Regions from separate parts of the Homo sapiens genome. Here region 2 is linked to region 1. A link is an interaction called in ENCODE POLR2A ChIA-PET data of the cell type or tissue named here. Cell type or tissue: CD4-positive, alpha-beta T cell. All regions are shown on one strand. Region 1 overlaps BCL11B (BCL11 transcription factor B). Region 2 overlaps BCL11B (BCL11 transcription factor B).

Region 1 (4,000 bases):
GCAAACAAAAATGAGACCTTTCTTCTCTAAACCTGCTTGCTACGTGTCCCTGTGCTGTAGGGGGGACGATGTCGCTTTTTTCCCCCTTCCCTAAGTGCATTTTAATACCCTTATTCTACATCCTAATTTCTTTGAAAAAAACATCAGTGTCACTAAAAAAAACGTCACTCTGTTTTGCAAAATCCAGCAGCTTCCTTGGCAGCGAGAAAGGCTGGCTGGCATTATCCCCTCATTTGACAAAACTACTATTTCTGGGCATGTGGTCAAAAGCAGGTAGGAAGCAAATGCTGAGAAATAAGGAAGTAAAAACAGCCAACAGATTTTTCACTACCGAAGACGCCAAGCGTAAACATGATTTATTTAGCTGTGTTTAACGTGTCTGTCCTCCACTCGACTACAAGCCCACTTGGGTTTAAGGAAAGGGTGGGTAGAAGGGGACAGGAAAAGGGGAGTGGGGAGGACATCAGGGAGAGGGAGCAGGGGCAGGCGGCGCTGAAGGAAGACTTTCTGAGCGGTTCGGTTCAGAGTTTTAGGAGAACAAGAATCCTCTACCCCAAAATACATGCATGTGTCAAAAGAAGGCAGCACTAATCTGCTGGTTAATTAACGAGCTGCCACTAACAAAAGATGGAAGACCCAGTTCATACAGACAATATTTACATGGGCGTTGCATGATCTTGTCCCCCTGCTTCCCTACCTTTTCTCGCAAACCATGTGGGCTGGGTACAGCGACAGGCGGAGAGGCCCGTCAGGTTGGGAGGGTTACGAGTCCAGCCGTGGAGAGGGGAATATCACGGCCTTCCTTGCCCAGCCTTGCATGCCCACGTGGAATTTACTTAGATCTGTATTCAATTAAGAAGCACCAGACAGCTCCTGGCTCCAAGCCTGCACCATCGCAGACTCCAGGTATCTGCCGTTCCCCACTCCAGCCCCAGTGCCAGTGAACAGGGGCTGGGTCAAGGCCCCCATGGGGAAAGGAGAGGACCACACTCTCCCACCCCTACCCCACAACTCCAGCCCAAAGTCTTGGCCCAGCCAGGGTGAACAAACCAAATACATAAAGAAAGCTTCTGTATTTCCTAACTAACAAGACTAATCCAGAGGTTTTGGACCCTGCCAGAGGTTATTTTATGAAAAATCTAATTCAAGTAATCCAGCTTTTGCTGGAAAAAAGAAATCAAGACACTTCCAAAGAAAAGCAACAACCAAAAAGTAAAATGGAGCCCCAATAGGACACTTAGGCCCTCTGGCTTCCCTAGTGAAGGTACCATTTCATAGCAGACAGCTGTGTGCTCCATGGGGATAAGTGCCAATTTTTGTTAGCTCTGAGAGGCGGTGAGAATTTCCTCACTGGTCCGCTTTGAGTTCCTTCCTCACCGGCACCTAGCAAGCCTGTGCATTTAAAGACTGCTTGCTGTATGCATTCCTCCCTAATCCAAGTCTACATGTCCCCTGTCCAGCTCCTCTCCTTCTGGGGCCTGAGACCAAATATCAGGAAAAAATACCTTTTCTAGGGTATTCAGGTCAAGAGCAGCAGTGACACTATTCAGTATCAAGATTCTGAATCATGTGACAGTCCCAACAATAACAAGGAGCTGGGGTGGGGGAACACTCCTCTAAAATGAATGGGGAAGTGGGGGAGTTTCCTATTGGTATCAGGTTACTAAATTGAAAAACCAAGTGCCCCCCTCCCCACATAAACCTCCTCCCAAAGCCCCTAATTCTTCTTCCTTGCAGTAAAAAATTACACCCTCTAGAAGAGGCTATTTGATTCCTTTCCCTTTTGCAAATTAGTCACCCTGCCCCCACGGACTGAACAATAACAGTTCTCCATTTTTATGATGTCTTTGAAATCAGCAATTGCTTCACTCCTACCTATGGGTTTGTTTTCATATCTGGACAGGGACAGGGAAGTAAACAATTGGCTAGCCCCATTTTATAGATGAAGCAACTAACAGATGAACTGGTTTGCCCTGGGCTGTTTAGGAAGTCAATGCATTCGAGACTATCCGACACCACATGCCAACCTCTAGATTCTGCGGCTTTAACAACGACACGGCCCCTGACGCTCCAGCAACAACAAATATTATTGAACCTCTAAGCAGGACTCAGGTGCCACTCTGGAAGCACCCTTGTAGGAAATCCTATACAAAAATCTAGGCTTCTCAAAGCAATAAAATTGAAGATGCTTAACACAGCACCTCCGAAGGAGGCTTCTCCAGGATCCCTTTGGCTACCAATTGCACTGGTATTTCAACATGATCCAGCTGACAGAACCCCCCATTTCCAGGCAAATCTCCCACACATTGCTCCTAAAAAAAAAAAAAAAAAAAAAAAAAAAAAAAAAAGCAAGGAAAGTGCCCTACAGACACATGGCAGGGCTCGGAAGCACACACTGCAGGGCAGCCTACCCTGCCACTCAGGCGCAGAAAGTGTGCCCTGCAAAGACGCCAGAGCACCCTGGGGGCTACCAGTTCTCCTCGAGGAAGATCCTGAACAAGAGCCTTCCACCACACTGTCCAAGCCTTAGCCCAAACATACAGGGAGAAATCACGCGTAATTCTGATCACTGTTGAGCCGTCAAAATAAAGAAAAGGAAAATGAAAAGTCAGCCTCTCCCTCAGTGTACCAGCCAATACTTCAGCCAACCACAGGTTACCTGTCTTTCAAGCAAAACATGAACAATTACCCCCCCCTCACACACACACACACCCCTAGTCTCCAAAAATCCTAAAATGTACATCCCTTTAAATGAACTGCAGAGACCTAGGATGGGGCCCGTCAAACACACACACACATAATTAGCGTTTCATCTTTCTTTCTGTAAAGGAATCCGGTAACATAAATATTAATCAAACACGAGAATCTGCCAGTTCGTTTTGGACCATTATGAGTGCTGGACTGTGATCTTTACCCGTATTTACAGATATTCAAAGGCGGATTCTATCTTGTTAGACCCACTGTTATAAATGGACGTCTGAGAAATCAGCGAGCAAGTTCAGACAGATATGAAAACCTTCCTGTCCAGGACTGGCAGTAGCTTTGAGCTCCCAAGTGTTGAATTTGTTACCTTTTCCGGAGGGCTTGCAAAAAATAAATTGACAAATGCCTTCAGATTCCTCTACCAGAAAAGCTGGCTGCTCAAAGTTCGGGTTAGCTAAATCTGAGATTTTAAAATCAACTCTTACTCAAAACGCCATGACGGTGCCGTTTACACAATACTCGCCTTGAGAGCCCAGCAAGTGTAACATACTATTTCATATTATAAGTATATAGGTATACGCATATTTTTAATACTACCTTGACTCTTGTTATAGCAAATCAATTCTGCCTGGTTTAGATTTATTTCTGAAAAATGGAAAATAGAGATGTGGGTCCAATCCTAGCCTGGAAAAGCTGTCACAGTGAAGGTAAACTTTTAATCGGCTACAGGCGAACAGTATACAGTTTTATTTCCAGAGTAACAGCTTTGGGAAAATGTTTGAACATTTTCTTAAGAGCTTTGTGGTGGACAGGCTGGGCGTCCAACCACTGCTTTTCTGGGCCTTTAAGGGCCTGTTGAAGTGCTTTAAACAATTGGAGGCCAATTTTTAACACACAAAACTAGAGACTCCTAGCAAGGTGACGATTTGCATACAAATTCTTGTTGGAAGAGGTTATCCTAAGAGAAGTCAGGCTGAAAGGAGGACTGACATTAAATCCCTGTAATTCCAGGAGCTTCGGTGTCCCACTCCAGTGGAGGGTTCCATTCCCACACAATTGGGAAAACACTTTTGTCCTTGAGAAAAGCGGGCTTACTCTTCTCCCACTCGGAAAGAAACTAAGGTCCCCACGAAATCCCCACTTTGAGATGGGGCTGTTGCCCCTGGATGATCACATTTTTGTACAAGGGAACTCCCGGAGGCTCCTTCCGTCCCGGCCTCACCTGGATCCCGGGAACCGCCCGCTCTGTCCCGCCAAGGTGGGCTGAGGAAGACGGCGCCACTCATCAGGGCAATGG
Region 2 (4,000 bases), 59 kb before region 1:
ATTATCTCATGGCAAAAATAATAGATGCCATTTAGAAGAGAAAAACCTTTCAAAGCAAGTGGCCCACTGAGGGGTGTAAGTGCTGATGGTAATAGCAGTGGTACTATGACCAATAAGACATGGTCTCCTCTGGTGGTAATGTGCTGAGCCAGCCTCTGGCTAAGAAAGCCACTGCCCCCACACCAAGGCCTGCGGTAGACATTGCCAGTTCATCCCCGCACTCTCCCTCCAGGCCTTGGACTCCTCTTTAACCCCAGGCTCCAGGCAGTCATTGCCAAATAAAGCATGCCTGCACCTCTTTGCCATTCCTGGATCTCAGTAGATGTAAATCCAGTAAATGTGGGATCAAAATAGATTGGGCTGAATGAGCGTGGTAGCACTGTGTGTTCTGCTGAGAACTTTGTCTACATCTGACTTTCATTAATTCACTGAACAAACAGGATCTGGGCCCCCTTCATCTGCTAGGTACTATGCTGGTAGCTAAGGGTGCAGCTCACACTCCAGGGGGGAGACAGGGAACCCCCAGTAACCACTCCATTATTTAATGCAAATTATGAGTGACGCTAGGAGGAGTTCAGGGTGCTGGGAGAGAGAAGAATTCAAGGGTTTGACTCACCTTGGGGGTTCAGAACCCACATGATGCCAGACCCACCCACATCACCTCGTTTAGACCCCACCTAACTCTACACGCAGTGACCATTGACCGAAGAAATAAGGGAAGCCCAGAGAACTTGGATAAGTTGCTCAAGAAGAAATTAGTGACCTTAGCTTATTTATTTAAAATTCATCTTCCAGACTCCAAGCTCCTTGAGGACAGGGACTGCGCTGGTCTTGTGGACTGCTTGGACACCAGCCTGCAACATGGTGACTCACGCAAAGTTGCACTTCAGGACTGCCAGCGGCCGAGACATCCGACAGACCAGGAGTCTTCTCAGCCTCCTGCCAGCACGAGCCATGTTCCTTCCAGACCCACTTCAAAGCCCAGACACTTCGGCCAAGTTGCTGGACACCACAGGGCTTCAGGGTCCTCATCCACACAGGGAAAACAATACCTGCCTTCCTGGGTCGTTCGCTGTAGGATGAGGGCTCGTCGTGGTAAAATACCCCAAATAGGGACCCACATACAGTAGGCACTGGGTACACGGGAGGTGACAGAGACTGGAACTTGGGACTTTCTCTGCGTTTTCTCATGGTCAGCGTTCCTGAAGTCCCACCAAGACAAGGACTAGACCTGGGAGGACACCGCAACTCCACAGTCCACATGCCGCCCTCCACACCGGGCCCCCTCCAGAGAGCAGGGCTCCACTCAGCACTCTCAACAAAAGGCCTCTCTTCCTCAGCAGAGAACACACCCAGCACTGCCCCCACCCCGAAGCCGGCTGCATCCCAACCACCAAAGCATGCCAGAATCCCAGGGGACTACACACAGAACCAAGACAGTATGCCACCACCTCTGCTACCACCCACCCCAGAACCAGGGACAGATCTTCCCAAATCACAGAGCTGGTGGGGCCTCCCTGATACCCAGGACGATGTATCAGGCACCCCAGCCTTTGGGATCCGGTCCCACTTGCTGCCTGCCTTTTGCACACACCCATGAGCTGCCCACTCGCCCTCTCGGTGCCTCCCTTTGGGCAGCGCATTTTCACACCTCCATGCCCTTGCTGGTGCCATTCCTGCTTCTTGGAATACCTGCCGTTTATTCTCTCCCCATAAAATATCTTTTCAGATCCAGCCCAAGTCTAATCCCCTCAGCATTCCACAGCATTGTATTTAGATCTGCTTCATACTGATCACCATACTGAACTGTCATCTTTTGTCTTTGACCTTGGTGTGTTCAGCATGGCTACAGCCTGCACGTGCCAATGTTGGCCTTTTGCTGTCAGGTGGATGCTCACAGCCACTTTGGAAAGTGGGTTTTAACCCAGGTTCTCTAGAGAAAAGAAACTAAGTCTCATCACAGCTGAGTGAGGGGCCCCAGGTCACAGGGCTGGTAAGTGGCAGAGTCAAGATGCACACCCGGGTCCGTCTGACCCCAGAGCGTGTGCTGGGGTCCAGACTCACAACTGGCTGCCCCTCACACAGGGATGGCAGACCCTGTGGTGACCATCCCTGGGAAGGAGCCTGAGCCAGCCCTGTCTAATCATTCCGCCTGCACCTGGGATTGCCAGCAAGCCAGCCCGGGAGGCCAAGCTGAAGGCCTTCGAGGGCAGGAAATGGCCCAGAAGAAAGAGGCTGCACACAGCGAGAAAACCTCGCTCACCCCATAGTGTTGGGTGACCGTCCACTTACCCTCATGGGACCCCTGCAGCAGAGGTGAGCTGTGCGGCTTCATCTGCCTGGACTTAATTCAGGCTTTGAGAAAAACCTTAGGAAGCTGGGCCTACACCCCTCAAACAAAGAGCCCCAGCATTCCCCTTGACAGCCAGATTTTCACAAAAACGCCAGTGAGTCTTGGTTTCCTCCCTCAGGGTCATAGGTGGGGGTCAGGGAGTGGGAGTGGGTTAAACTGTAGACACAGAGAATTGTCAGACAAAGCAGAAACCTCAAGTGACTTTTGAGTACCTGGGGAGGAGGCAGGCAGCAAAACTACATGATGAGGACGGGCGCGGTGGCTCACGCCTGGAATCCCAGCACTTTAGTAGGCCAAGGTGGGCGGATCACCTGAGGTCAGGAGTTGGAGACCAGCCTGGCCAACATGGTGAAACCCCATCTCTACTAAAAATACAAAAATTAGCTGGGCATGGTGGCACGCACCTATAATCCCAGCTACTCAGGAGGCTGAGGCAGGAGAATTGCTTGAACCCAGGAGGCGGAGGTTGCGGTGAGCTGAGATCACACCACTGCACTCCAGCCTGGGTGACAAAGTGAGACTCTGCCTTAAAAAAAAAGAAAAAAAAAAAAAAAACTATATGACCAGTAATGTTCAAGCCAGACACAGAGAACCGGAGGTGCCCAGGCCAAGGAGGGAAAGGTCCGCAAGGTAGGGAGCTGTGTGAGCACACTCAAGGTGCAGGGCGCTGGGCCACGCGACGCAGAAAGCAGCTCTGTTTGCTATAGAATGAGGCAGGTCGGGGGAAATGGGAAATGCAACCGGAGAGGCAAATATATACCCAAGAGCATTCCACAAAAGGGGTCTCCATCCAGTGCAGGCCTGGCTCATTCCACAGGGCTGTCCTTACTCCCGCACACTCGCCCTCCTGACCCAGGGTAAGTGTTAGGTGTGCAGAAGACACCCTGCTCCCGAGGTGCTTTCCTGGGGAAGCCCTGGAAGAGTATCAGGATGACCCAAGACCTCACCGCATCTGGCAACCCAGAAATGGTATCGTTACAGCAAGAAATGAGAGCACGGCTTCACCGTCAACTTCTCAACAACATTTATTCACTTGTTCCTTCCTCCCTTCCTTCACAGATGCACGATGTGTCTACTCTGTGCCAGGCCCTATGCCAAGAGGAGGGACACACAAAGAAATGAAGGTCTGTCCTCATGGAGCATAAAGTCTAGAGCAAGAGGCCAATGACTCCAGGAACATCTAGGCAGGGTTCAGGCCACTCAGTCACTAGTGAAGGGTGTGCCAAGCAGTGTGGAACCCAGAGGAGGGAGAGGCTGACATCCTCGGGGGACCAGGAAAGATTCTCCAAGGAAGAGACCCTGGTGTTCATTCAGAATGGAAAATAAGAGTGCATCATGCACAGTGGCTCACGCCTGTAATCCCAGCACTTTGGGAGGCCAAGGCATGCACATCACCTGAGGTCAGGAGTTCAAGACCAGCCTGGCCAACATGGTGAAACCTCGTCTCTACTAAAAATACAAAAATTAGCCAGCATGGTGGCAGGTGCCTGTAGTCCCAGCTACTTGGGAGGCTGAGGGAGGAGAATTGCTTGAACCTTGGAGGCGGAGGTTGCAGTGAGCCGAGGTCGCACCACTGCACTCCAGCCTGGGTGATGGAACAAGACTCCGTCTCAAAAAAAAGTGCATCATGCAGAGAAGGGAGGGAAA

The links. ChIA-PET counts read pairs that join two places held together with the same protein. Peaks named below come from ENCODE experiments on the same cell type or tissue, not always from the same donor. Only the 100,000 strongest peaks of a DNase experiment are listed, where the experiment ranks them.
Region 2: POLR2A ChIA-PET joins it to region 1 with 15 read pairs; 8 of 35 experiments call an interaction of 5 or more read pairs at or near these places.

What each region holds. Positions count from the first base shown.
Region 1 is chr14:99,241,605-99,245,604 of GRCh38, forward strand. The region is part of intron 2 of BCL11B (BCL11 transcription factor B); the gene reads right to left. Among named protein-coding and RNA genes, the nearest start is that of BCL11B, 29 kb to the right of the region's middle. In CD4-positive, alpha-beta T cell, no CTCF peak of the experiment used is centred here; DNase peaks (open chromatin) are centred at 2,027, 2,687, 3,097 and 3,557; H3K4me3 peaks cover 4,000 bases; H3K27ac peaks cover 4,000 bases.
Region 2 is chr14:99,182,555-99,186,554 of GRCh38, forward strand. All of the region lies in intron 3 of BCL11B (BCL11 transcription factor B), which reads right to left. Among named protein-coding and RNA genes, the nearest start is that of BCL11B, 88 kb to the right of the region's middle. In CD4-positive, alpha-beta T cell, no CTCF peak of the experiment used is centred here; no DNase peak of the experiment used is centred here; H3K4me3 peaks cover 1,001 bases; H3K27ac peaks cover 3,950 bases.